Regions from separate parts of the Mus musculus genome. Here regions 1, 2 and 3 are each linked to region 4. The links are chromatin loops, found by intact Hi-C in ENCODE. Cell type or tissue: heart. All regions are shown on one strand. Each heading gives the region's core, and the rest is flanking DNA. Links, peaks and the distances in the headings are about the cores only.

Region 1 (7,374 bases), core at 1,033-6,032, 300 kb before region 4:
TTTTTTTTCCTCTTCAAATGAACATTTCCTGTAAAGCCTTCATCCTCTATCTCTCTTCTTCTACTGCTGAGGATCAAACCTCACAGCACTGGGTAACTGTTTGCTGCTGTAGAGCTGCATCTCAAACCCCTGCCCACTGACATTTAGCTCCGTGTCCTCTTGTGTTGGGGGCAGGCATGAGGTCCAGCAGTGACTTCCCAACACAAGGACAGTGAAGCAAGTTCAGAGTTCCTGATTGGAACGCTGAGGTAAACGACACTGTCCGCCCAGAGCGATGCAGAAGAGCTTCAACCAACGCACAGCCAGAGCTTATCCAACTGAAGCAGATTTTGCTAGAAGGCATGGTCTGGACGTGACAAGTGTCAGCCTCATACCAAGCTCTGACGATGTCCTAGCACCGGCACTGTCCACAGACTATGGACAGCACGAGCCTGTCACATGCCACCTTTCCCAAACTGCAATGACAGATGACTCTTGGGTTCTGAGTTTGACTGGTTCTTTTGCTTTCTTCACCTCCTTAATATGACCAAAGAATAAGGTGGTTTTGTGGGGTTTGAGATTTATTTGTTTATTTTGTATCATTGGGTGATGTCAAGTTCCTTCAGACTAGGCAACATTACTACCTTTACCTCTAGAGAATAACTCAAATACTGGGCCAAAAAAAATTGAATATTGCCTATGACTCCTAGTAATCATAGACATGACATTTTCAAGAAATAAATCTTCCTCTGGTCTGTAGAAATGTCTAGAGACTCTGGGAGAAAGAATTCTGGCCTTCATATCAGATAGAGAGGCAGAGAAAAGAACATGATTTGTTCCTCCAAATGTCCAGAGGACGGTTTAAGTAAATATGTTTTATCCAGTAACTGTAGCTAAAATCCCTCACCTTGGCATTGTGAAGTGCACACTGAGACAGAATACATCTCCTCTGCCCTTAGTCCCCAGGCCTCGGCTTTGTGCTGGGCCCCAAAGTACTTTGTGTTTTGGAAACCCCAAGCCATGCAAAACTCAATAGGTCTGGTGTTTGAGTATAGGAATAAAACAAGCCAAGTTTCCATCTGACCTTGGCTGACCTTGAAACCAATCGTTCTTCCAGTGCTAGCCTAGTCAAGAGTGAAGCTTGTGGTTTCATCTCAGTTTTACCACAGGCTTTGTGATGAAACGCTAAAAGGGAAAAAAGAAAAACCCACTGAGATTTCTGCTCCCATTCCTGTCTTCTTCCAAGATCTTTTTGCAGAACCTGGTGAGTTCTATGGTCCATGACCACGCAGCTCTGTGATTTCTGCTCCACAGAAGAGAAACAAGCTTCGGCTCAGAGAACTCAGCACTGAAAACACAGAGAGTCGCAGCCAGGCTTGGTGGCCCACACTTGTAATGCCAGCCCTTGGGAGGCAGAAACAGGAGAATCGCATTGTGAATATGAGTCCAGCCTAGGATAAACATCAAGAACTTGTCTCAAAACCCCACCTATTAAAAGGGGGGTGCGGCTAGCATTACTAAAATCCATACAGCATCAAAGTCACAGGTCCAACACAAATCTACAAAATAAGAATATTAGGCCAGACATAACAGCAACTCAAATAATTTAAGAAAGTATTTGAAAATTGCTGGAGGGTTTGTATTATACAGAAGAGGGTCTAGGAGAGGAAAACCCAAGAACTGACAAAGTTTACCCTAGAGTAGAAGCACAAGAAATATAAAATTGGGACAGCAGCCTGAGAGATGCCAGAGACAAAGAGTGAAGATCTATCCTTCCGTGAAGTAGCTCCGAATTTCCAACTCTGGAATAAAGAAAGAATCCTCGCTTCGTCCCCACGAAGGCTTTTGTGAATTATGCATTATGTTTCTCAGAGAATGGGAAGTTTAAGCAGGAAAAAAGCATACCACCAATTATGAGAACATTCTAGGAGCAAAAAAAAAAATCAGTCTCAGTGCGTTAACTGCACTGTGAGAAGCCTTCACATCAGTGATGATATAGGGAACAATTCCCGGAGCTTTAATTTCTGCAAAAGTGACCAGGAATGACCCATGGGGAAGATAGGCGTTGCCCAGCATGTACAAGGAAGACCCTTTGCTTGCTCCCAAGGACCAAAGAGACTGTCACAGGGAGAAACAGCTGCAGTGGATATGCCTGTAATTCCAGTACTCAGGAGGCTGAGAACAGAGAACGCACTTAGAGCTCAAAGCTAGCCTGAGCTACATAGCAAGACCTTGTCAAAGGAGGGAAGGAAGGAAGGAAGGAAGGAAGGAAGGAAGGAAGGAAGGAAGGAAGGAAGGAAGGAAGGGGAAAGCTAAATCATGAAGTTTTTTTTTTGTTGTTTTGTTTTGTTTTGTTAGGTTTTGAGACAGAGTTTCTCTGTGTAGCCTTGACTATCCTGGAACTCGATCTGTAGACCAGGCTGGCCTAAAACTCAGAGAGACTCCTCCCCTCCCCCGCCCCACCCCCGCTGCAACCCACCCCCGAATGCTAGGATTAAAGGCAGGCTCATGAAGCTCTTAATAGACCAAAGCATATACCAATTTCCCTTACAGTCATTTCTTCCTACTTGCCTTCTATGGAAAGTTTGAGTTGACTGATGACCCTTGACTTCTGTGTCTGCTGAATTACCCATAGGCCACAGGCAATGTTATCTCTCCAGGGCTCCTGGTAAAATGGAACACTCCTTCCTGCAGCCCCAGCTGGGACTATGACTCCAAGCCCAAGATTCTATGAGAAGATTACACACTGGGCATTGAAGCCAACACATGGTCACATAAAAGGGACCTCTAATTTTCTACCCTTCTGTAAAATATATATGCAGGCTCCCTATGGTAAGAAGCCACCCACCAATTAACTGCCTTCGTCACTAATGTATAAAACTCGGTGAGCTCATAAGATAAATACAGGACAATTTACTAGATCCTTGGCACTGGTGCGATTATAAACAAATGCTCAGTGGAATATTTTTTGCATTTGAGTTTGTTTCCTGAGTATGTTTTTGTTATAAATTTGCACACTTACCCAAAGACCGAATTACTAGCTAGGATTTACAGCTATCCTTGCGACCTGTTACTTGGGCACTTTCCCATTAAAAAGTGCAAGTTGATTCCCTGGAGATGCAGTAAAGATTCTGTGTATCCAGCAGGGGGCACTCACAGGCAAGATACGGATAGCTTTAACTGGTCACAAACTGATTCATTAAAGCCCGGTGAATAGTCTATAGATGTCTTCTTTGTTGGAGGTAAAAAGTGAACTTTATTCTTAGTGTCCTCAATGGGGTTTTGATATTGGATATGAGTGAGACATTTTTCCCTTAATGTAATCTAAAAATGGAGAGATTCCATACTGACAATATGTGAGCAATGGCAATCTGTCTGACTTAGAGCTCAGTCTGTTCTCTTTCCCAACTGAGCAATGTTAGGAATGGGATTAAGAGCTCACACACAAAACAAAACAAAACAAAACAAAACAAAACAAAACAAAACAACACCTCACAGGTGAAAACTGGGGATAAATGCCCCAGAAGTCTCACCTACAGTGTCTAGTGTAAGCAGGGCCTTAGATCCCATTCCCAGCTGCAAAAGCAAACCAGATAGCCTCCTGCTGGGAATGGAGAGGTGGTTCAGTGGTTAAGATCATCTGCTGCTCTTGCAGAGGGCCCAGGTTTAGTTCCTAGGACCCACGAGGTGGCTTACAACTCCCCGTAACTCCAGTTCTGAGACATCTGATGCCCTCTTCTGACCCTTTTGGGCAACAGGTACGAATGTGGCACATACATGCAGACAAAACATCCATACACATACAATTTTTTTTAATTAAAAAAAAAATGCCTCGGGACTGGAGAGATGGCTCAGCAGTTAAGAGCACTGACCGATTTTCCAGAGGTCCTGAGTTCAAATCCCAGCAGCCACATGGTGGCTCACAGCTATCTGTAAGGGGATACGATGCCCTCTTCTGAGTGTCTGAAGAGAGCGACAGCAGACTCACAGATATTTAATTAATTAATTAATCTTTTAAAAAGCCTCATGTGTTAATTTGAACATTTGAAAGCAAGCCAAAACTATTTTGGATAAGAATAAATTGAGCATAGAAAAAAAATCAAAGCGGCTTTCCTTTGTGACGTTTTCTTTCTTTCTCTTTTCTTTTCCTTTTTTTTTTTTTGACGGGGGGGGGTGGTTGGTGGGGGAAAGGGGGGTGAGCAGGCTCTCCCCAGGGAGTCCAGGCAAACATGGAGTGGAAATCTTCCTGCTTTGGTCACCTGAGACCTGGGATTACAGGATGGAGCCCAACACCGCACTAAGGCTGTCGTAATACACAATAGTAACCACGGTTTTAATTAATAGTTCATAAAAGCCCACATGTGTTTTATAAAATTGGTGACAATCTCATCACAGATATGCTGTACTTACAATTTATTTACCCTTGTGTCAAATTTCTAAGTATTATTAATAATCCATGCTCCTTGAACAAGCAAAATCAATCAGTCTATTATTTTAGTAAAGTACATGGAAATCTAACCAGGCTTTATTGGCTGTGTAAGATCAGGGAAGCTAATGCTGGCCGACTCTGCATTTGCTTAGCACTTATGAATCATGCCATGAAAAGAAACTGCAGCATACAGCGGTTTCATCTTTAGGACAATCCTATAAGGAGGGTAGCCCAGCGAACTTCACTTTGCCAAGAAAGGAAAATGAAGTTTAGAGGCAAGTGTGAAAATATATAATATACATCATGAAACATAATATATAATAAAATATATAACATTATATATTATAATATGTAAAATATAATTATTATACTTTAACAGATAATATTAACATATCAATTATATATAATAAATATGATATAAATTATGTATATAGATACATAAATGTACATCATCTCCTCATTATTCCTGTGTGAACAGTAGTAAAAACGAGACTTGACTTTAAGAGAATGGTTGTCCCACATGGACTCTATTGGTTGATTTTCTCTTCACTGTAACCAAATGGATGACAAAAAGCAATGTAGTGGAGAACCAATTCATTTAGCTCACAGTTGGAGTGCATGCAGCCTGTGGTGCCAGGGAACTCTTGCTCCCTGTTCACACCTCTACAGAGAGACCAAGGGCACTCAAGAAGCTGGGAGAGACTCTAGAGCCCCAAGGTCTACCCTGAGCAACCCGCTTCTTCTAAAGAAGCTGTACTTACAGTCCCAGACCTCCCCAAACAGCGCTACCCAGCTATGCACCAAGTCCTCAAACTAAGCCTGTTGGGGTCATGCCATTCAAGTCCCAACAGACCGTGGGTATGAATCTTGCATGATTACCATTGCTGTTGATACAGTGCTTACTGCAAGTCATTATTATTATTTTCATCATCATTATTATTTTCACTATTATTATTATTGCCATTTTGAGGTTGTTTGCTCAGGATCACAGGCAGTACATTACAAAGTGAGAATGTGAATTCATGCCTATATGATTTCAAACCTTCGAATCATAGCCAGTAAACGGTGCTGTCGAATGACTAAACCATGGAAATTGGCTCCCTTTATTGAAGGACCGCACTAGAATAGTCTTCGGGACACAGAAACCATCTCTTTCTTTTTCTTACAAATCCACATATACATATGAACAAAGGCATCCCCACCCATCTTGTGGGTAAAAATGACCTTTTATCTATTTGACCAAAGTATGTTATCTTAATGGTCCTAAAATTGCATCCTTCTCGAGAGAAGAGAGCAAAGAACTAAAATTACCGGGATGAGCCAGAACGTCAGCATTGCGCCAGTGTGGTCACACCATAGGATGGAGAGCCAAGCCTTTATCCTGGACTACCCAGCACCAGTGACATAACACAGAGCCAGCCATCGTCCAGGAATATAGCTCCCAGTGATCCTGACACATGGCATTAAAAGAGAGCTCCTCTGGACAGAGCCTTCGTAAGGCCGGGTGATTGTGGGTATTTGTGATACGCTCTTCCAAGTTCATCTATCAGGTTGACCCTACTCCTGTGCCTTTGCTCAAACCACTCAGAAGTTCATAGGAGAAACTGTGTTAATAAGCCCCTGAAACCTCATTCCTAGTTTTTCCCAGTGCATTGATTTAAATATTTTGGGTTTCTTACTTTCAAGATTTCTCCTTGTGTCTATATATCAAGCTATAATTTATTGAGTACCTACTATAGGTCAAACAGTATGCTTATATGCCACATAATTAGATATTTTTTAATTTATTTTTGTTGCACTGGGAATTGAACCTAGGGCCTCTTGCCTGTTAGGTAAGAACTCTATCTCAGTCCTCTTTTTATTCTCTATTTTGAGACAGAGTCTCTCAGCAAGTTGCTAGAGTAGGCTTTGAGTTTGAGGTCCTTCCTCAGTACCCCAAGTAGCCAGGATTATAAGCCTGTACCACCAGGCCCCATCATTCCTCGAACATCAACTCATCTAGACCAGGCACTGGAACCCAGGATGAAGGTCAGAGTATCCATGTATCAAATGAGAGGGAAACTCCATGCATATTTTAAGTAACTTCTCCCCAAAACATAACATTTTTTCTATTGCTAAAGCCAGCAAACCAAGTGCAAAAAGCTTGTACCTTTGCCACTGACATAAGTTGCAGATATATTCAAGTCACATTATATATTTTTAATATATATTTCTTTCATGTACATGAGTAACACTGTAGCTGTCTTCAGACATACCAGAAGAGGGCATTAGATCCCATTACAGATGTTTGTGAGCCACCATGTGGTTGCTGGAAATTGAACTCAGGACTCCTAGAAGAGCAGCCAGTGCTCTTAAACTCTGAGCCATCACTCTAGACCCACATTATAGTTGTTTAAAAACTATCTCAAAACATTATTTATGCCTATCACTCTCTTAAAGTAACCTTTTTAAAAGATTTATTTATTTATTTATTTATTTATTTATTTATTTATTATAAGTACACTGTAGCTGTCTTCAGATGCACCAGAAGAGGGCGTCAGATCTTATCACGGGTGGTTGTGAGCCACCATGTGGTTGCTGGGAATTGAACTCAGGACCTCTGGAAGAGCAATCAGTGCTCTTACCCACTGAGCCATCTCTCCAGCCCCTTAAAATAATTCTTAATGCTTATTAATCCAACCAGTATTATTCAAATCTAATTGTGCTGGGCAGGGGTGGGGGATACCTTGACTCTCAGCATTCAGAAGGCAGAAGCAGGCAGATCTCTGAGTTCAAGGACAGCTTGGTCTACAGAGTGAGTTCCAGAACAGCCAGGGCTGCTCAGAGAAACCCTGTCTTGGGAAAAAAAAAATCTAGTTGTAATCAAGAAGACATCATATATTAATATGCCACAAATTTAGTAATTTTGATAAGTATTGCACTCTATAGTTGGTTCCAGTGGTTTAAAGCTAAAAGATCACTCTGAG
Region 2 (7,374 bases), core at 965-5,964, 210 kb before region 4:
CTCCTATTCCAGGATCCTGGACATAAGGGAAATACCAAGTTCGGGTCAGGGAGGAATGGTGGCAGTTTTCCTCTTTGGTTTGAATCTGGGCGGGGCAGGACAGAAGCAGTTTGGAAGCCTGGTGAGACTTGGTCCAGCTGAGGATCCAACATCCCAATGTGGTCGGTTTCCTTTCAAGCCGAGGGGAGGGGATTACCCAGGCTTTGGGCTTTGGGGCCAGGAGCGCAGAAAGCGCTTTGATTTATGAGCTGAAGCAGAGCAGCCGTCGCCATTGGTGAGGGTGACTCACCAGGGGTGCGGGTGGGAGGTAGATCCGGAGAGGGGCCTATACCAGGCAACTGGGCTGGGGGTTGAGGGTGTGGAGTTAATGGGGAGGAGGATGAAGTCAGCAGAGCATGGCTCAGGATATGTGTGTGTGTGTGTGTGTGTGTGTGTGTGTGTGTGTAGATTAGATCCTGGGAACTGGGCCGGTTCCATAGCAAAGGTTACAGGACAGCTGGTCAGCATGTGCCACCGGCTTCCTACCCAGTGCCTAGGAGATTCCTTCAGTCCATCTGCAGAGCACTCCGGGGTAGGTGGGGTCTCCTAACCAGTGCTCTTTCTTCGGGTCGCCCCCTCTCTCAAGACGGAGAGGGTGCTCGCAGGTCGCCCGGCATGTTTTGTTTATGGTTACCCGCAACAAGGGTCAGGGCTGCACAGTGCGCCTCTCTCCCTGCCTGGGGTGAGCTGTGGGCCTCCAGCTCCACCCGGGCGCAGGGCATAGTAGCGAGGGAGGGCTCTGGAATGCGCAGGGTGATCACCTTCACCTGGCCCAGGCTGGCTGCTTCCATGGCTCCCGGGTTCCTTCCCAGAGCAAAACATTTGAACTGCATTTTGATTCTCTTCTCCCCAATCCCCGCGGGGAGGGGGCCATCAACCTTCTGCTTACTTTACCCTTACAACAACAACAACAACAACAACAACAGCAGCAGCAGCAGCAGCAGCAGCAGCAACAACAACCACTACACACCTAAACAACAACACACCCACACACACAAACACCCACACACAGCCAAGGGTCTGACTCTAGCAGACACAAAAGAGAAGAACAAAACAAAACAAAACAAAAACCCTGCATTTTATACGAAAGAGAGAGAGAGAGAGAGAGAGTGTGTGTGGGTCTGTGTGTGTGTAGGATGGCTGAAGGAGGACTGAGTGGATAGCTCCCCTACTTCTTTCCTGCTGCCCACCTTATGCCAGCCGGCTTGTCTCCTATTCCCAAAGTCAGTAGGGGATCATGCTGTGTTAGGGGGTCCAAGAAACTGTCCTTCAGTCCTGCCACCTCTGAGGCACTGTAACCCGATCCGAAGTTGTTCAGAATCAGGTTTCAAAACACCGCAGAGACGAGCAGCACCCACACCCCACGCTGCCCTAGCAGCGATGGGAACCGCGGCGGGCAGGGTAAATGATTAACTCTGTCATATTAAAGCCTCGACGTCCCCAGACCCCATCTGAGCCACTAGTCTCCATTAACTCTCCTTTTCCTTCCAGAGAGCCCCTGGTGACCTCCAGGGCAAGCCCGGGCTTCAGTCGAACCCTGGGTACCCTGGAGCGTGTGCGCACTCCAGGCTCCGGGTAACCCCGCGGAGGCAGGGACCCCGGCCGGCGCCGGCAGCCCCTGCGGGCCCAGAGCTGCCGTGAGAGCAGCCTTGCCGGCAGCGTGCGCACACATTCCCTAAAAGAACCAAGGCGAGAGTGGCAACTTCAAAGGCAGCAGGATGGGGGTGGGAAGCCGGGCAGCAGTGACCAGCCGAGGTGGGGGCGGGGACTGGACCTAAGAGGGCGACCAGAAACTTCTGGGGGCAGGAGGGGGAGGGTTAGGAGGGAGGATCCCCCGCCCGCTCGTTGCCACCGTCGTCCCCCCTACCACCCCGGTAGGGAAGCGAGGTGGGGGGCGGGGAGAGGTGGGCAGCCGGACCAGGCTGGTGGGGAAGGTAAGCGCCATGTTTTCGAGCGCTAGGAGGAAAAGAAAGCTGGGAAAGGGTGGGGGGAGGAAGGGGGAGGAGGAAAGTTGGCGCTCACCTTTTGGACTGGGTCTCGGAGGGGTTTCGGTCACGCTGCCGCCGGTTCTTGAACCAGTTGCTGACCTGGGTGAGGGAGAGGCCGGTGATCTTGGCCAGGTGCCGCTTCTCAGCCGGCGAGGGGTAGCGATTCTGCTTGTAGAGCTCCTTGAGCGCGTTGCGCGACTTCTCCTTGAAACAATACACCGTCTCCTCGCCGTCCCAGATGGTGCGGGGCAAGGGGAATTTCCTGCGCAGCCGGTACTTGTCCACGGCGCCCAGCGGCCGGCCGCGCGCTCGCTCGGCCTCGGTGTAGCGCGCCTTGTACCAGAGCTGCTGCAGCAGCGGATGGTTGGCCGACTCGAAGCTGTGGCTCTCGAGGATGCTGTACAACTCAGGGTAGATGCCCTGGTGGAAGGCCACGAGCGCTCGCGCCTTCAGAAGGCTCTCGTTGCCACGTAGCAGATCGCTCTGGGGCAGGGACCAAAGAAACCGGGCCAGGCGGTCCAGGTTGCCCCCCTGCTGCAACGCCTCGCACACGCAGGCGACATGGTCCGGCGAGAAGGCCAGTGGGGGCTGCGCGGCGGCTGCGTGCTGGTGCCTGCCCAGAAGTTCCGAGTGGAGTTGTACCTGATCTGCCGCTCCCGCCGCCGCTGCCCCTTCCTCCCGGCTTACCCTGGAGGCAGCCGCGGCGTCCCCCGGCTCCAGGGGGAAAGGAGCTGGAGCCGGGGGGCTCAGCCCAGCCGCCGCGCCCCCCGCCACTTCTCGGTGCGCCTCCTGTCCTTCCGAGGCGCTTTCCATCCCATTCTCCTGCTTGATGTCCGCCGCACTTGCAATCTGCCCGGTGGGGGAGGAAGAGGACATTTTTTGTTGTTTATTTTCCTCCCTCCCTCACTCCCTCGCACTCTTTTCCTCTTTCTTTCCCCCTCTCTTACTCCTCCTTCTTCGCCTCCCTCCCCCTCCCCCCTCCGGAAAGCCCACTCCCTCCCTCCCGGTTTCGGCTGGATCTGGCCGATCAGGTTTCCCCCAGGCCACGCAGTCACCATTAAGATAGCTGCTAGAGCAAAGTAGTGTAAACGGATAGCTGCTTTCTGCCGTTCCCCCAACGTGACTCCTCCGGTTGCTGCATACTATATGGCACTGGCCGCCCGGCCGGCCCGGCCGAGCCACCCCATTGGCTATTTCGCATTCAGTGGGAGGAGGAGACACCGTTTCTATCCCTGTCGATCACCCGCCTCCCACTCCACCCCTTGCCTTTCCCTCTCTCCCTGACCCCCAGGCACCTTTACCTGCCGGAAAACACCGACATTCTTTTCTGGCCAAGCTTCTGAATGGGCAGTTATTTAGTGTGGCCTGAAAATTGGACAGCTCTTTCAAAGAAAGGCCCAGTGATTCCCAAGGGAATACTAATCGCGTGACCTTAAAGTCTGGACAGCTAAAATTTTAACAAAGAGACCACCCTCAGTATGTAGATAACAAAACTTCAGAGACTAATTCCGAAGCTCCCCAGCACCTCCTCCCCCCACCCCCCAAACTAAGGGATGTCTTTATTAAGGATGTGTATTCAAGAGTCAAGAACAGCACTAAGGAATGCTCTGATAGAGAAGCATTGGTAGTAATGAAAATTCCGGAGGGGGAGATCTTGAAAAACCTTGAAATGAGCAGTGTGTGTAGCCCACCGAGATGACAAAGGCAAGAAGCATTAAAAAAAAAAAAAGGCAGAAACCCTGAGATGGACCTAATACAAATAAGCATATAGAAAATAAACCTGGATGTTTATACTGGGTAAGTAGTATAGAAGAGAGCTAAATTATAATGGACTAGGGCATAAATCTATTTACCATAGTAGAAACATTCAAAATGTGGATACCATCAGCACCCCCCTACACACACACACACACACACACACACACACACACATACACACACACACACACACACACACACACACGATGTGGTGCTGGAATGGATAAATAGTTTCTCTTTGAAGGTGATAGATAGGTCTGGGAAGAACACCATCTCTATATGCGGGTCTATTGGAAGAGATCCGGACAGAATCAGCAACCCTTGCTAGGATTGCTCCGCCAGGGTTGAGGCTGAAGGGAGGAGGTGCAATGTGGCTATCTTCAGTTGGGATTCTGTCCTTCATGGTTTGCATGAGGTCTTAGCTCAGAGAGGGATGGTGAGCCTGTCTCTGGCTACTGTGGGCCAGTTGAATTTGTTTGCATATGCTTCTTCTCAAACTCTTAACAGCTAAATGTCCTCCCCCTAACCTTTACTTCAGGGTGGCCTTGTAGTGTTTCTGCTTCCCAGTCACTCATAACTGCCTATTTCAGCATGTTGTCAGGCAGCTGTTCAGGTCACCTGCTGTCACTTCAATTTGGTGAGGTTTGCTTTCTTCCCATTTCTTCCCTTCCCTTCCCTTCCCTTCCCTTCCCTTCCCTTCCCTTCCCTTCCCTTCCCTTCCCTTCCCTTCCCTTCCCTTCCCTTCCCTTCCCTTCCCTTTTCCCTTCCCTTTTCCCTTCCCTTTTCCTGTTCCCTTTCCTTTTCCCTTTCTCTCTCTCTCTTCCTTCCTTCCTTCCTTCCTTCCTTCCTTCCTTCCTTCCTTCCTTCCTTCCTTCCTCTCTCTCCCTCTCTCTCTCTCTCTCTCTCTCTCTCTCTCTCTCTCTCTCTTTCTTTCTTTCTTTCTTTCTTTCTTTCTTTCTTTCTTGTGTTTTTGTTTTTTCGAGACAGGGTTTCTCTGTGTAGCTCTAGCTGACCTGGAACTCACTTTGTAGACCAGGCTGGCCTCAAACTCAGAAATCCACCTGCCTCTGCCTCCCAAGTGCTGGGATTAAAGGCATGCGCCACCACCGCCGGCTCTTTTTTTCTTTTTTCTTTCTTTCTACCACTTTATTCTTGGTTAGCTGAGATATTTGATACATAACCTAACTGCTCTCCATTAAAATGTTTATTTGTGTGTGTGTGTGCATGCGCGAGCACATGCAAGAACACACATGCCAGCCATGACACATGTGTGAAGGTCAGAGGACAACTCGAGAGTTGGTTGTCTGATTTTGATTCTCTTCTTCCACTGTATTGGTGCTGGGGATTGAACTCAGGTGAACTGTGAGGCTTAATGGCAAGCACCTTTGCACGGTCAGCTATCTCAGTAGCCCCCACTTCTCTCCTTCTTTTTTGCTTCAAAAACAGTATCCTAGTGTGGTGAAATTGTAAGTGACATCTTCGGCAGATTTAAAATTGATAACCATAGGCAACACTTTATATCTCTCCTCCTTTGAAAACGTCCGGATAGCTATCAAGTTCAGGATAATATTTGAGTTTAAAACTTCCTTGCTTTTTAAATTTTTTCTTGCACTTAAAAACATTTTTTTATTTTAGGATAATTTTGATTTACTGATAAATCATAAAAATAGTAAAGAGAGTTTCTACTTACCCTTCACATACTTGTCCCTAATCCTTACACCTTATAGCAGTACATTTGTGTGAGTTGACCACATTGGCATATTATGCACCATAATTAATTCATTATAGACTTCATTATTTGACGTTCATTCTTTTTTTTTTTTTTTTTTTACTACTTTCTGCTTTTCAGTCCAATCTGGGTGGGCATTCGGCTTTTGGTTCTTTGAATTTTATTTATCAGAGCAAAGTAGATAAGAAGTCGCATGGTTTCATGGAAAAGATACATATTTAAGGGTCAGCTATCAAGGCTTGGGTTCAGTCCTAGCTCTGCCATTATACACTTACAGTATAAAAAGTAGAAAAGATTCCTGTAAAGATCAAATAAGTCTTTCCAAAAAGAACTTGATGCATAATTAATCTAATGTAAAAAATTGTTATCTTCCTATTGATAATACACGGAAGGAGACTTTTCAGTTTTATATACCTAATTTAAAATTTCTTTGGCCAGGTTATGAGGTCATAGGAGTTAGCTTTAAAATGATTATCAATCAAGTATAGTGCATGGCTTAGAAAAGAACATAATTTTTGAACTTTTGATCATTGGCTTTCTATATTGTCTCTAGTGCACTAAGTCTACCAGGTTCTATGTAAGCACTGGTGACTCTGTCAGATCTGTAATAGTGCGTCTGTGGAAACAATGGATCTTGGAGGCTGGAGGATTCAATTCCTAGGAGGTTTACAAAGTCCTGCTACAGATTTGAATTTTGTGAATTGATACACCAGTTGCAGAAGGTGTTCCTAGAGTCAGAAATCTTAGTCTCCCAGTGCTTGGGCAGGGTGAATTCAGAGTATGCCCTGGCACAGTTCCTAGTAGATTCAAACATGGTCAGTGACATTGGAATGGAACTGTATTTTGTGTGGAGTTTATCTTGGAGCATGGGTTACACCCAGTGGTGTTTGAAATTGCTTCTGTTTCATTCCTCCGCCATGTTGGGAGTTTTGACTCTGCTGCGCTGGCATGCAGTGTCATGCTGTGTTGTGATCTTGAAGAGTGGAAGAGTGGAGGCTGAGAGGGTGTGGTGGGAAGAGCAAGAGGAAAACCAAATTCTTGTTTCAGAAAGCAAGCAGGTGCTCTTGCCATCTTAGTGCCTGGAAGAAAATTGGGTTCAGTACAACATGTTATGTTGGAGTTCATGTGATTTTTTTTTCTTTTCTTTTTTTAACCAAGAAGACAGATTTCTTTTCCTTCCTTCCTTCCTTCCTTCCTTCCTTCCTTCCTTCCTTCCTTCCTCCCTCCCTTCTTTCCTTTCTCTTTCCTTTCTTTTCCTTTTCTTTTCTCTTTCCTTTTTTTTTTTTTTGATTTTTGAGACAGTGTTTATCCTTGTTCTGGAACAAACTCTGTAGACCAGGCTGTCCCTGAACTCATACAAATCTGCCTTTCACTTTTTCCTGAGTGCTGGAACTAAAGGTATGGCACCACTGCCTGGCTTTAGATTTCTTTAAAATTAAGGAGTTGTTGTCGTCGTTGTTGTTATCAACTATTATTATTGTGTGTCGGTGTATATATGTGCTACAGATCATGTGTGGGAGTCAAAGGACATTTCTATGGAATCAGTTAGCAGCTCTCTCTTTCTACGTATACATGAATTCCATCATCAGGCTTTACCTGAAGAGCTATTTCTCCAATCCCAGAAAGGGTGTTTCCATTTCCAAGTTGACTTTGGCTGTCTGAAGATAACTGGCTTCACGGTAGGTTCTTTCTTTCTCAGAGAGTTAATGTAAGCTGGTCCTAAAGTCACCCCTTTTCGTTGCTACTTAACGAAGGTGGTTGGTATGTAGTGAGCATTTCCAAAGGATCATTCACTTTTCAATCATTTTCTGAGCCCTGCCTGCCTAAGCAGAAGGCATTGCCATAGGAACAGAAGGATAG
Region 3 (7,374 bases), core at 1,174-6,173, 120 kb after region 4:
ATATCTACATATCTACATATCTACATATATCTACATATATACATGATGCCATTGTTGGGATGTGCTCTCCTAAATTCATGTTATTGGAGGGTAGTGATGATGGAACTTTGGATCTAATGGGGACTGTTTAGGCTATAAGATCTCTACCTTCATAAAAACATGTGTGTGTGTGTGTGTGTGTGTTCATAAAAGTGAAAGGCTAGCGAAACCTAACCCTGTAGGATAGCACACTTGGTTAGGCTAATTATGAAAATTAGGATAATGTACCCTCAAAGCCACGGGGAGATATGTACATTTTGTGAATTCTGACAAGTTTTTTTTTTTTTAAAAACCTTTTGAGATTTTCTGTATTAACTTTCCCCCCATAGATAAAGTATATTATGCTGAAACGTATATTATGCTGAAATTTCCCCTTATATTATAATCTAACTGGAATGAACTCTCATTTTCTTTCTTTCTGTTTATCTTGTTTTAGTTGGGTTTTGTTGTTGTTGTTGTTGTTGTTGTTGTTGTTTGAGACAGAGTTTCTCTGTATAGTCCTGGCTGTCCTGAAATTCAGTCTGTAGGCCAGACTGGCCTTAAACTTGTAGATTTGCCTGCCTCTGCCTCCCAAGTGCTGGAATCAAGGGTGTGCACCACCACCCGCCAGCCCTTAAATCTTCTAACAAGTGTGACAGCTGATGTATACAGCACCCTCGCTCATCTTCAGCTCTTTGTTCAGGCTAATCCCAGGTTGGGTCTGGGAGAACTAACAACCCTGAGATACAGAGGGGAAAGCCGAAGGGTGTAGCACGGTCAACCTGTTGGAAGCCTGGACCGACCAGAGAGCAGCTTCAGGTTCCTCCATATCCTAGTTGCTGAAACTAGTTCTACCACCTTTGGAAATCGGTGAGCCAGAAAGATTTCTTCCTTCTCCATAAGGGATTTGCGTAATATAAGATTTCAGGAAATGCAGGGCTGACTGAGCAGAGTTTAAGTTTTGTCATTTTTAATATTTATTTATTTATTTATTTATTTTGAAGCTAGCTTGAAACTCCCAGTGTAGACCAGACCAGCTTGGAACTCACAGAGATCTGCTTACCTGTGCCTCATGAGTGCTCAGATTAAAGGAGTCCACAGTGTCTGGGCTATTTTTTTTAATATTTATCTTTTTATTGATACTTAAAATATTAAAAAAAAAAAAAAAACCTAGCTGGGCTGGGTGCACATGTCCACCTACCCCTACCTCTTGGGAGGTTGAAGCAAGAAAACTGCACCTTCCAGGCCAGCCTGGAATGCAGAGTGTTTACTGTCTCAACTCTTGCCCCCCAAGCCATCAACAGTGGGAACACACACCCATACCGTAATGGATACCATGTAAGGTTTCAATGCATATGTTTTGATTACAAATTAAACACTTTCAGGCAGGCAGGACAAGATAAAGGGAGATGTTTCTTCATCCCTGTCCCCCTAGTGTTGGATGGGAAGGTCTCAGTCCAGGCAGGAGGAATCTTTATAAAGGGGGGGGGGGGTTGACTCCGTTTGTTCCCATTTAGATTCTGTGTGCTTTTTTGTTTGTTTTGTTTTTCGAGACAGGGTTTCTCTGTAGCCCTGGCTGTCCTGGAACTCACTTTGTAGACCAGGCTGGCCTCGAACTCAGAAATCCACCTGCCTCTGCCTCCTAAGTGCTGGGATTAAAGGCATGCGCCACCACCCGGGCTGGTTCTGTGTGTTCTAAAGACAGCCTCCTGCACTGCCATTGTGACAGCCTTCATGATAATGGCTGTTACCATCCGGATTGCAGACTCCCTGGGTAGAAGTGAGTCCTTTCTCTGGTCCTACACTTTGTTTCAGAACTCCAGCTGACAACAGGGATGTCCCTAACCATGCTCCAATTGTGTTTCAGTGGCATCTCTATTCAGCGAGCGTCCCAGCTGCAGAGAATCCCTGCCTAAGTCTTTCATCCACTCCCCTGGGATCTGTTGAGGGCCCATCAGTACCAGGTTAGCTTCTCTCAGTCAGGGTTGCGGGAAGTTTAGCTGCCCCGGTCATTTTCCTACTTACTGGAAACCTGAAAAACTCGTCAATGACCTTCCCATGACCTGGGGTAGCAATTTCTCAACCTGTCGTTGCCTGTCACATTTGAGAGGAGGGCGGGATTAATTCTCTTCCATGGGTGTCTTTGTGCTTGGCTGAGCCCGAGGTCTCCTTCCATCCCTTCCACTCTCCCTCCCTCTTTTTCCTAGTTCTTCCTCATTTCTTTCCACATTCATGCCCTGGGACCTGTTCTACAAATATCCGAGGAGAAGAGAAAGAACAAACTAAACAGAGTGTTCTAAACGCTACAGGGTTTGTTTTGGTTTAATTTCATGAATGAGGCTATTGAACCGAGCAGCCGAGCAGCCGTGTCTCCTCTCTAACCTGTGCTTTTCGGGTCCTGTTTCCAGGTGCGGCGGAAAATCTGAGGCACCTTGGCTAGGAGCCCATGGTGAAACCCGGCTTTGGCTCCTGTCTCCCCATCCTCTATGAGCAGTGGCAGCTACAGCTGCTGGAGTGGGAGCTGCAGCAGTGGGGCGTGGCCTGCAGGGCTGTTGGAGTCCATCGCACACTGATGGAAAGGAAGCGGAACCTTCACTCAAGTTGGCCAAGCACAGAAACCACCAAGCAGGAAAAATGTGGGCGGGGCCGGGAGGAGAAGGTGGAGAGAGGTCTCAGGGTGTTGGGTTTTGAAACCTTCTGTCTTGACTGAGGCCCAGGCTCTCAGCACAGGGTCCCTGACACATGGCTGAGGAATTCCCAGTGGCCTTGGATGACATTTCAGTTCATTTCTCTGAGTCACACTTTCGGAGGGTTTCTCTTTTCTCACCAGAGGCAAGCGGGGGGGGGGGGGGGGGGGGAATGGGGTCGTTTGTGTTATTAGTAGGAGAGTTAAAGACATGAAAGAATGGAAAGAAAGGGTGTTAAGAAGGGAGAAATGATCTGGAAGTAGGGCCGGAAGAAGTGGTCACTGTAGTAACCAGTGGATAGATGAACAACCCAGACAGACTTCGCCCTTCTGCCTCTTACTGTGGTGGCAGAGCAAGACTTGGAGCTGTTGGGCTTGCCTTTCCATCACAAATACTCATCGAGTACCTTCCATGGTCCTTTCTGTTCCGGTTACTAGAGATACGAGGCAGAGTCGTTTGCAGAATGTCCTGCCCTTGTGAGGGTTGCTTCAATGGAGGAGAAACTCACTGAGCAGAGCAACAGTGGTCAAATGGAGCCTTTGATCCAAACTCTTTTGAGTTTTTAACCTAGATCTGAGATTTAACAGAATGCTCAGGGCCCAGGTGCTGCAAACATCCTCTGCTGGAGAGGTGGGTGCGTAGGAAAAGGCCACGCCCATTAGTGGCGCCCGGGCTTCTGTAGCTCAGCATCAACCACAGGGTCTTAACTTGGAACTGCACAATCCCCCATGGTGACACCTCCTCTCTCCCAAAAGGGTGGGCAGGATGTGGAGCTGACAGGGAAAGAAGGGGTCTTTTAGTGTTCCTTGTCCCTTTGGGCACTCTAAAGGTCATCTAGGTTAAAAGTCCTCATCACGGGGCTGGAGAGATGCTTAGCAGCCAAGAAGACTGGCTGCTTTTCCACAGGACCCGGGTTCAATTGTCTGCATCCACGTGGCAGACACAATTGTCTGCAACTCCAGTCTCAAGGGTTCTGATGCCCTCTTCTGGTCCCCACAGGTAACACATGTGTCAGCAGGACTTAGAGGCAAACCATAAAAATACATAAAAATAAATAAACGAAATAAAAAGAGGTAGTTAAAAAAAATCCTCATCGTGTAAATTCTAGACTCCAAAAGTGTGTCTAGAGCCAGGAAAATCCACATCCTAGATCCAATAGGATTTCAAATTTCCGGCAGAGAAACAGAGAGAACACCGTTGACAGATGAGCTTCACTGCGGCTTGGCTTGGATTAATGAATCTGGGGCTGTTTCTTACAAAAGCACCATTGGCAGCCAAAAAAGCATTAATTTGGAAAGGGAAGGAAGGCCATACTGAGGAGCAGCTGAGAGCCAAGGACCCAGAAGCAGAGCTCTGGAGTTCATGCTGGGCTTGCCTTTAAGTAGCTTTGCTGAAGCTGGCACTACAAGCTGAGCAATGGAGACCAGAATGCCTGGAGCCCTTGGGGAAGGTCTCACCCAAGCTCAGAGCAAGCACTGCTAAGGAGGAGGGCAACATGAAAAGACGGGAGGAAACCAGTGCTAAAGGTATGAACTATAGCATGCAGCTAGGATCCCAGCATCTCACAGAACTTTAGAGCCCACCAGAGTGAGGGGCTGAGATGCCTCTCTAGTGCTGGAGGGAGTATAGCCCCCTGCTTAGCTAACCTTTTGATGAGGGTTCAGGCAGGGCCAACACTCACTGACACCCTTCCCCCCAACACTCACCCTGGCCATCTGTCTGCTCTCTAAAGCTCACCGTCTGGCTGGGTCCTCAGGGCCCTGTTCCCCTAACTGACCTCCAAGTGACTTCCACTCACTAGTCCTCTGAGGGACAGGCAGCCTCCGAGCAAAAACCATGGCAATAAGGAAGGAGGGAGAGGAGAGACAGGAGTGGAGGAAGGAGAAAAGAAATGTGGAGGGAGATGGCTAATAACATTATTTCATTGCTTATCCCTGTAATGTTGCTATTGTTACAAATCATAAATATCAGATATGCAGGAGATCTGATATGAGACCCCCAAAGGGGTTACAACCCACAGGTTAAGACCCACTGGTCTAGCACTGCCTTTAAAAGCCAAACGGCCAGGAAGGCAGAGCCCCCCCAGTCCTCTCTGACACCTCCCACCCGCTTTCTTCATCCTGCCTACATCTCAGCTAACCTGGTTCTCCAAGTGCTGCTGACACTCCTTGATTCCCCTCCCCCTCCCTGTCAATCACTAGTGGAGAGATGGCTCAATTCACCTCCATGGCTGCTGGGAAGATCTCAGTTACTCTTTCAAAGGCTTCTCTCCATACACCCGAGACACCTACAGAACCTGTAGTGGTCGGGCCAGACCTTTGATGGCTGTACAGTAAGTTAGACTTTCACATGCACTCGCATGTCTATGCACATTTATGAAGGGTAAGAGGAGTGTTTAGCCACAGTTCCAACAAAGGGGTTTTGGATTTCACACATCAGGGGCTAGGAAAAGTGCTGGTAAGTGGTCATCCAAAAATAGGAACTAAGGCAGACCGGTGATTAAATATTCATAGAGAAAACCTGCCATACACAATGTGGCCTATGTATGCCTCTTTACCTGGACATGAAATAAACTGTTTTCATTATTATTTTTTGCTTAAAACGAGAAGTAGAACATGCAATGTACTTATGGTCCAGGCCAGTCCCTAGGTCTGTGGCCTTCAGGATGAGCGATTGAGAGACCTTGGCAGGTGTGATAGATACTGCCTTACTAGGGATCAGCTGAATTCTATTAACATAAGTAGGAGTTATTTGCCATTCGAACAAATTGGTTCATTATCCACGTGATATTTAAGAAAAGCTAATGCAGAAATTATAATCCCATCCCGAAATCAATCTGTGGAAAAGTATGCATGATAGCCATGAAACAAAATTCTGCCCGGGATGTTTCTGAGACTGCTAAGGATGCACACGGGCTGACAGAGGACACTTGGACCTTCTCAGACTCAAGCCAACCACCCAGGTTCCCAATGGCTTCTCAAGGCTTAGAAGCATTAGAAGCACGGAGGAGAGCAGCCGGAGGGAGGCTCAGGCAGCCCTCTCATTCTTAGTCTTCTCTCTGTGGCAGCCAATCCCTTTGAAACATTTCCAGGGAGCTCCTTGGGAGGCAGATGTGCTACACTGTGACTTGGACCCTTGATCTTGATGACACTGAATGAATCCAGTCTGTGTATTTGCCACTGAACAAATGGAGCTTGGTGGGGCCGTCTGTACTTCTGCACGCTTTTGCTTGTCAATGGTGTCTTCCTTCCCCATCCTTCCTCTAGAGTGCACCATGAACAAGCAGCCCTGCAGGCATTATTTGTGCTTGACTGGGACCACTTGATCTTACCTAGGGAAGGCTGCCAGCCTTCCCTGACAGAAGCGATGGCACTGGGAGAAAGAAAAAAAGAAAAGAAATTGGGCAATAGTCTTGTGTACTCTCAGCCCTACCATAGATGGTCTTTTGCAGGAAACTAATCAACAGGATCAAAAGAAGCTAGTTTCTCGTACACATAGGGGGACGGCAGATGAACTGGGCACTGTTGTTTCACACCCTGTGCCAGTCATTGTCAACCACAGAGTAAGTCATAACACATTACGAGGATTATAGTTTATGGAAAGATTCTTTATTTTTGGCAGGACACTACACACCTTCACTTTTTAAATTGTCCTTTCCAAACCTAGGGCTCGCCCTTCCTTCCTTCCTTCCTTCCTTCCTTCCTTCCTTCCTTCCTTCCTTCCTTCCTCCCTCCCTCCCTCCCTCTCTCCCTCCCTCCTCTCTCTCTCCCTTTCTTTCCTTCCTTCTTTCTCTTCCTTCTTTTCTTTCTTCCTTTCTTCCTCTCTCTTTCTTTAGATTTCTTTTCGCCCCCAAAGAACTGTATCTCATTGTTTTGCTTCACACAAGCTTGCCAGCCAACTCCCAATTCCCCTCAGCCTTTTCTTAAGCAGAAATCATATATACATAATTAACTATTGCATCACATAGGGTTAAAATGAACCCACTGTGTATTGGCCCTTCAACAATCCTGCTTTTCCTCTGAAAATGGTTCATTCCTTAAGGCTGGCTTAGAGGGAGGAAAACCTCTCACATCATATTTTTCTTGCTTTCCAGGCTGATCTGGAAGGTGACGATAGGTCGTGAGCCATAGCCTCTGCAAGGATGTTACAACCCTAGAGCCCAGGGGAAGGTGCAGATGTGTTTGGAATGTAACAAAAGGGAACAATTGCCAGTGTGCATTGCACAGGACCCTGAGGGTTTTGGTTTTTTTCTAAACTCTTTATTCAAACCTAGAGCACACACAGTCCTGTTAGCTACTCAGATATTTTCTGCTATTTCTGCTAAAGTGAATTAAAACAGAGGGCTAAGTAGTCAAGGATTACTCCCTCCTCTCCCCTCCTAGCTTAGTGGTTAAGAGCTGTGGTAATGCCTAACTCATTTCCTAACGGCCTCCTGGTTTTCTCCATACCTCCCAGGAAAGCAATGCATGTTCCTATCTCACACAGCTCTGCAGAGTAAAGAAAACCCTTGCCTTCCTGGGTTGTCACCGAGAATGGGAACATCAATGGAGTCCCAGGGGTTTCCTCCCAGCTCCACTTTAGAGAACCTTAGCAAGCAGAGGTCCAGGTAAGTGCTACCTGTAACAAGTATTAATCATTATCATGGACGTGCCTTGTGGGTCTCTGCTCT
Region 4 (7,374 bases), core at 1,109-6,108:
GTCAACACGGGCACACGCACATACACATGTGCATGCATGCATGCGTGCAAGAACAAACAACATGCCAGGTCCTTCAGTAGTGTCAAGGCCAAAAGTAAAAGATAAAGAAAAAAAAAACTAGACTAATCCAGTTTTTGGTTTTTTGTTTTTTTGGGGTTTTTTTGAGAGCAAAATTGGTTCTGATGCAAACAAGTCCACAGAGAGGCTAATTTAAGTTCCTTGTCTAGGATACTCTTGCTCGTTCGTTCTGTGTTCTGTAACAGAATACCATTGACTGGGTAATTTTTGTAATAAACAGTTATTAGCTCTTGGAGGCTCGAAGTCCAAAATGAAGGAAACCAAGTTGAGTGAGGGCTCTTTTACCAGATCAAATGTGGCGGGAGCCTTCAGGTGCTCACATAGAGCACTGTTGTCAGACTTTTATTTTTGTTACAATGGGGCTAAATCCGTGTGTGAGTGTGGAGTCTTCCCTTTCCCATCCTTACATGCCACCTCAAACACTTTTTCCTTTTGGGACTGCTTCCTACTGGGGACACTGTCAGACTTAGCACGTAGCCCTGCCATTAAGCTGTGTGATTGAAGTGGAGATGACCCACCACCTTTTAAAAAGTGTTCTTTGTCCCTGAAAACATCCCGATGAAGCTGTGTGGGCAGCCCTTTGAATGGGGTGGGGGTGGGGTTCTTGGATTTGGGGTGTGAACCATCAGGTCTCTGCGTTCTTACGGCTGGTGTTCGCTTGCTTGTTTTAGAACTAGATAGAAAAGGGCAACTTAGATGCCACATTTTAAATGCCCTTACGTTCAGGAAAGCTAGGAATGCTTATTTTACAGTGATGGATGCATTATTTTAGTCACATTACTTGAAAGCTGACTTATTGAGAGCCTGTGAGGAATAAGTAAGTGGCAGCAGGTTTCCAGAGACTTCAGCCCTCAGCCAACAGGCATAAATTATTCCTCCTTACAATAGAATTTGAAGCTTCCTCTTGTCAGTAGTGCACTGGGTCACATGTCAGATGCCTTGTGTTCTGTCACCTCCAGCCTTTGGTCAAGTAGGCACATGCTTCAAGGATCTCCCTCTCCCTCTCCCTCTCCCTCTCCCTCTCCCTCTCCCTCTCCCTCTCCCTCTCCCTCTCCCTCTCCCTCTCCCTCTCCCCCCCCTCATTCTCTTGGCTTTAGTTTTGCCTTTGTTAAAAATTTTGGTGGGAAATGCAGAGCTTGGAATCTGTTTTCATCTAGAAGTGTAGATTCTGATGTGGTTCTTGGGGAAGGTGCCATGGCATGTCAATTCTTTTAGGCATTAATGGGGCAGAGTCTGTATTTTTAGTTAGGTGTCATGTCTTAAAGCTTCCTAACTCTTTCAGTCTCTCCCCCTTCCCTTTTTGTGTTACAGGTTGTTACTGTGCAGTCTAGGTTAGCCTCTGAGTCTTAGTCTTTCTGCCTTGGTGCCTGGGCACTGGGATTGCAGATGTTCACCACTGGGATTGCAGGAGTGTACCACACCTAATATATTAGTTACTTTACCTAATGCTGCAACCAAGTACCTGAGCAGGGGCTTTATCTCTGCTTACAGCTCCAGGGGACAAGATCCTGGAGGGGAAGGTAGCGCTTCAGTACCCTAAGGCTGCTGACAGAGTGCCCCACAGTCAGTACCCTAAGGCTGCTGACAGAGTGCCCCACAGTCAGGAAGTGGAGAGCAGGGGTTAGTGGTGCTCCCCTTCTGTCCCCATTTTCTTTAATCCAGGACTCCTTCCCACAGAGTGACACTGTCCACAGTCCTGGGGTGGCTCTTTCAGCCACAGTTAAACTTGTCTCCCAGGAGTTCTAGATCCTGTCAAGTTGACAAATGTTGTTAGCCATTACACCCAGCTTCTCGCTCTCTTTTTAAGTTAAAGACTTTTCACAAAATATATGTCATGCATATCTCCTGTGGCCCCAACTTCTGTTCTGTGCTATGTAATGTTTAAACATCTTCACCTTCTTGTTTTAATCCCTAACACTAAAAGGAAAAACAAGAGCAAAATGATCATAAATTCATAAATTACATTTGACTACTTATTCTGTGGGTCTTTGGTGAAGGCCTGGTTTATTCCCTTACCATAGTCATAAACAAACAGGCACTCACGCTGACCACAGGCACCAGTGTGACTTACCAAAGTGACTGTGGTAGGGGCTTCCTTCCAATAACCTGTGAAAATGCCAATTATGACATTTAGGGCTCTTAAGGTTTTAGAGTTATTGGCCTTTAGAACATGGAGAGCCATAAGAAAATGATCTGGTCTCTCAGCAGTGATTTGGAGCCTGAATGAGGCGAGGACCAGCTGTAGCTCTCTGTGTCCCCTGCCTTCAGCAGAGCTAGCGTTTGCTGTGAGAAAGTTTCTGCTGGGCCAGAGGGAGAAAGGAGCCATCCTAGAGCGTTAATGTTGAATGTTGTTGCTGGCAAGAGAATGCGAGTGCTGGGTTTGAACTTACTGAAGTACCTTCTAAGAGGACCGAGTAGTGTGGTGGGAAGGCCAGCTGTTCTCACAGCGCCTGCTGTTTCATTACTCACTCTTCCCACCATCTGAAAAATAGTCAGTTTCACATGAAATTAAACTTCTGTGGTAGACCATTCCGTAGGCGGCACTGTCACTGGAAATCAAACAGCAAACCTCCCCTCAGCTCAGTTACGCCAAGGAAAGTCCTACTCACTCTTGGAAGTCCACGGCTAAAGCAGAGCCACTTAATGTTCCTAATTCACACATCTTGCTCAACTCACAACATTTCCATGAGTGGCTCTGAGCAGCGGGCCAACTTCCTCTACTTCTATAATATGTGAGTCTTCATGGCTTAGCTCCTAGGGCCTCACAGAAGATTAACCATTGACTCGCTGTACGTTGTCAGGAGAAACCTAGCTTCACGGGAACCTCCCGAAATGGCTAGGATGGCCCAAGTTTTCCGGACTGGAAAGTCTGGCACCGAATCCACAGACGTTAGCAGCCTTGATTAATGCCTCAGTTCGGGCTATTAGGTGTGGGAGAACCACAGCTGCCTATGCACTAAGATAGCTCAGAGTCTGCATCTTACAGACAAGACCCAGCAAACAACCACAGTCCATGATGAAATGTTAGACAGCTTATATTGTGTTCTTCCTCTTCTTATGACTGTGAAGGAGGAGCCCAGGGTAGTGATACAGGGACAGGTCTGGCCTGTCCCTCAGGAGCTGGGCTTGGAAGTGCTGCTACACCACCATCTGCTGGTCAGGCACACTGCAGCTTTGTGGTTGGTTGGTTGTTTTGTTTTGTTTTGCTTTAAAACCTGAACAGTATTATCTCCAAATTCTAGAAAATATTGCAAAAGTCTAGAAGTATGGGAAATTTGAGAGGAGTCCCTTTTCACAAGTCAGAGGCCTAAACAAACAGAGGCACTATGGCATTTGCCTTGACAAAATTTAGTAGTAACATCATTTCAAAAGCAGTGCATTAGCAGTTATTTCAGTTGACGTTTGATAACAAGATTTTAAAAATAGATGACTCTGTGTGTGTGTGTGTGTGTGTGTGTGTGTGTGTGTGTGTGTGTGTGTCTGAGGATTGCATGCAGGCTAAGCAGGCTTTTCCCCTAGCCCTCCTTTCCCTTCTGTTAGAGACAAGCAGGCCTTGAACTTCTTGATCCTCTGATATCAGCCCCGAGTCACTGGAATTCTAGAGCCTAGCCACTAGGCCTGCTTCTCTGGTCCTGCTTAGGTTTAGGGTCTTAACAAACTGTAAAATAAGGGCTCTTTTAGGACAGTGAAGTAACATTTTCCACCATGTGAAATTTTTTCCAGTTTTGCACAACTTAGGGAAATTACATTGTTTTATAGAGATTTTGAGGGAAAAAAAAAAGGATTCTTCTTAAGAAAGAGACTGATACAGTTTGAGTGGGTCTAAAATTTCCATGCATTTAGAAATCTAGTGGAAACACCAGGTTAATGAGCCATCTTGAATACAGTAGTTATTATCCATGACTAAAGACAAACCATGGAAAGACAAACCATAGTGCCTCTGTTTGTTTAGGCCTCTGACTAACCTCTGAGCGTTGCTGGGCTCCCCACCCCCAACCCCGCGAGTGCTGAGAACCCAGTGCTATTTTTAAAATAGCTGAATGTCATCCCAGCTTCATGCATGTTCTCCTAAGTGCCTGACAACATGACTGATTGTCTTTTAGACAAATGATTGTTTAGACCCAAACTCAGTCAAGTCTTTTCTTTCTTAAAGTTATGTGGTTAACTAATGACAAACGGAGAAATATCTCAGGTTGCTTGGGGAGCGCTAGTTCTAAAGCTTAGAGACACAGGGGAAGGGGATTGCTTTTTGTCTTTTCTTTCAGGTTTCAGTGATGTGTTAAATCTCTGATACATGCAAATAGGAGACTTTCTCTTTGCAGCTCTGCCTCTACTGACATGCAACTAAATAATGACAGCAGATACTATGAAGTCCTGGCATGAAGCTCATGAATTTTGAGCCAGTTACTCCAACAAACGGGCTACAGCCCCAAATGGACTCCATTAACAAAGCAGGATGTCTCCAGTGTGGTGCAAAACTTTGATCTTCATTAGAGAGATGGTTATTTTCTTTGAGCCCAGCTGATGAACTCAGCAGCCAAAAGCTGTTTGTTGCTTAAATGCTGATAAAAATAAATAAAGGCTTCATTCTAGAGAGGGCCCTTTGACAGAGTTTTCTTATTTTTCTTGGCTTTGGCTGATGGCTTCCCCCACCTGCCCAGGGCAAACTAGCTTGTAATAGAGCGAGCCCCTCAAGTCAGACCAACTGTTTGCACCAGCACCCACGTAGCAAATGTGTGCACAGGACTCCCAATCTCTGTGGGCGAAATCATGGCTTCCTGGCAGGTCAGTATGAAAAAGGTGTGCAAAGAACTTCCTATCACTTAGAATGTAGCCAAGCATGGAAGATGCTTGCTGTGCTCAGTGTGAGCAGTGTCCTCATTCTCTAGCCTTGCTCCTCTGTGTCCAAACTCATGACTCCCATGACCTCAGGCAGTAGTGAGACTTTTCTACCTGCTGTTGCCTGACCAGACGTCTCTGTCTCAGTGCTTTCCTGATGGAACCATCGCTTTTCCATGTGATTTTTCAATTCCTGTGTCTTGACTAGGTTGACAGCATTCTTCATTTTCTTTCCAGCATAGTTTCATTCAAAACAAAGGGGAAAGAATACCTATTCGGCTAATGTGGTGAAACTAACTGATTTGTAATGGCTGATAACTGTCGTCCAGGTGTATCTTAGACACGGATCTTGGCTCTGGTGTTAAGGAGGCCAGAACTGTTTGCCTGTAACTGTGGTCCTTGTGGATGACGCTGGTCAGCCATTAATTTGGAGGAAGCATGTTGTATTAGGAGTCTGTACCATGGAGAGATTCCAGCAAAAATCATTTACAAATTTTTGCTTATGGCCTGTCTCTCCAAGATGTCTTAAGCATTTCCTTATGCCATTAATAGAAGACATGGGACAAAAGACAAGGCAACCAGCTTTTCAACCTAGTGACCTTCTGGTTAAAAACAGTGGATATATGAGCTTTTCCGCTGATAATATTTTTCTAAACCTTTCTCAGCTTACTTTATTGACTGGATCTTTTGATGTGGCTGTCTGTAATTAAGGTGTATTTCTAGTGTATCTGAATCTTTTGTTCTCAGTATTGTGTATTATATGTTAAGGTGTTAGTACTTACATGAAAATTTATTTGTGGTTAAGAAAAAGTAGCTTTAACAGTGAGATTTCTTTGTTTTACTTGCTCAACCAGTGGGATTTTCCCCACGGTAGACTCTGTGGTTTTGTAGCTCTTAAAACACACCAGCATTCTCCAAGGAAGAAGCAGGGTTTTACATCTTTTATTATACTCGTGTATACTGAGAGGCCTTTTTTAAAAAAACAGAAACATATGTTTAGTGAGTTCGTATTTCTTAAAATCCACATGGCTCTTCAGACTGGAATCTGTTGACACAGGACTCCCATTTGAACAGCAGGGTGAAGGCTTCAGGACAGAAGTGATGGAGTGATTAGCCAGAGGCTAATAGAATCCTGGGAAGAATGGCAGATTGTATATGGGAAGAAATACAATCTCACGCTCATTGTAGCTTTTTTACAATTAAAGATCAAAAAAAATAGAAAATTACTGGAAGCGATGGATGTCTGAAACTTTAGAGATGCAGATGGTGTTGGATGAGTCCCAGCCGAAGGCCCGATGCTCAGATGATAAAAGTGTTGGGTCGGAAGTCGTTCTGCGGGCCTTGTTCTGTTGCATCCCTTTTCTGAATGTACTTTTGTCTCTTTACCCCTCCTCCTCTCTCAAGATACATTTAAGGAGTTTCTAAGCCAATCGCAAAACCTCTGCATCACATCATGTACATATAGTTAGTTCTCTGGAAAACAAACTACCGTGATGACTCCAAACCCTTGAGCAAGGAGGTAAGCATCAGCCTTCCTCTGTCCTGTGCCCAGCTCATGGTGTCTCTCCTGAGAAAGTATAACAAGCGAGAAGACATTTCTATATCCATAGACATTTCTTACAGGAGCCATAGCTAAGGGCTTGTACGCATGTCTCGATGGCTCTCGGTGAGCAGCCATGTTTCTTCTGGAGAAAAAGAAACAGTCATAAATTACAAGACACTGGTGCATGTTTTCATCGCAAGTGATCGTTACTTGCCTGTTCTAAAATTAACTTTACCATAAGTACCTGCTATTTAAAAAAAACAAAAACAAACAAACAAACAAACAAAAACCGTGTTGTCATGTAATTATTTCTTGTCCTGCAAGCTGACATGTGTCATTATTCTTCAGAGTTAAATTATTGCAGCATCATACCTGCAGGGCTCAGCTACTCTCCAACAGCTTGCCTGGAAAATGCACTGTTCTTAAACTGTGCATCCTCTCATCCAACTTCCTCCAGGCCTCCATTGTTCAGACTTGGCATTCACTGGTGTTCTTAGTTTTTATAAGGCCAAAGAGAAAGTGGAATGTTTCCTGAAATATAAATAAGTAATAAAAGCAGTGTGCACATAGAATACACTCTTCATTCTTCAAGGGTGGTTTTTTTCATTGGCTCTTTAAAAAAAAATGTGTGTGTGTGTGAGTGTGTGTGATATCAATCTGTGGGGAAAAGATTGTTAAACTGAAGGTATGACTCCGGATCATCTGGGTTTCCAGAGAGCTGAGTAAGTTTCCCCTTCTGTATTTGCCTAAGTGAGTTCTATGTTCCATGGCCATATTCATGATGGAAACTTTACAGGGGTGTGTGTGTGTGTGTGTGTGTGTGTGTGTGTGTGTGTAGGACAGAAGAGGGTATCAGATTCCTGGAGCTGGAGCTACAGCTAGTTAAGAGCCGCCCAGCAGTTCTGGGAGCCAAC

Evidence for each region. Hi-C counts contacts between places; a loop is a spot of excess contacts. Peaks named below come from ENCODE experiments on the same cell type or tissue, not always from the same donor. Only the 100,000 strongest peaks of a DNase experiment are listed, where the experiment ranks them.
Region 1: it touches region 4 in a loop (14-fold over the local background); 13 of 42 quality-filtered maps call a loop at or near these places.
Region 2: a loop joins it to region 4, with 2.1 times the contacts of the local background. A loop is called at or near these places in 2 of 42 quality-filtered maps.
Region 3: it touches region 4 in a loop (2.2-fold over the local background); 3 of 42 quality-filtered maps call a loop at or near these places.

The regions. Positions count from the first base shown.
Region 1 is chr12:73,018,005-73,025,378 of GRCm38, forward strand. No RefSeq gene overlaps it. Among named protein-coding and RNA genes, the nearest start is that of Gm51264, 24 kb to the right of the region's middle. In heart, for the core only: a CTCF peak has its summit at 3,115 (motif pointing right); no DNase peak of the experiment used is centred there.
Region 2 is chr12:73,110,282-73,117,655 of GRCm38, forward strand. It overlaps Six4 (sine oculis-related homeobox 4), which reads right to left and starts at 2,964. Exons shown (of 3, transcript NM_011382.3): 1 at 2,062-2,964. The coding sequence starts at 2,903. It also overlaps a transcript of Mnat1 not described here. In heart, for the core only: no CTCF peak of the experiment used is centred there; DNase peaks (open chromatin) are centred at 2,170 and 3,200; H3K4me3 peaks cover 2,696 bases; H3K27ac peaks cover 2,660 bases.
Region 3 is chr12:73,446,666-73,454,039 of GRCm38, forward strand. Gm33929 (a long non-coding RNA gene) reads left to right here. Exons shown (of 3, transcript XR_001780532.2): 2 at 1,886-1,982; 3 at 2,427-2,682. It overlaps Gm34080 (a long non-coding RNA gene), which reads left to right and starts at 3,912. Exons shown (of 4, transcript XR_381684.3): 1 at 3,912-4,231; 2 at 7,161-7,311. In heart, for the core only: a CTCF peak has its summit at 3,694 (motif pointing left); DNase peaks (open chromatin) are centred at 2,616 and 4,126; H3K27ac peaks cover 945 bases.
Region 4 is chr12:73,321,754-73,329,127 of GRCm38, forward strand. The region is part of intron 5 of Slc38a6 (solute carrier family 38, member 6); the gene reads left to right. Among named protein-coding and RNA genes, the nearest start is that of Slc38a6, 39 kb to the left of the region's middle. In heart, for the core only: a CTCF peak has its summit at 3,232 (motif pointing left); DNase peaks (open chromatin) are centred at 2,608, 3,198 and 4,088; H3K27ac peaks cover 2,625 bases.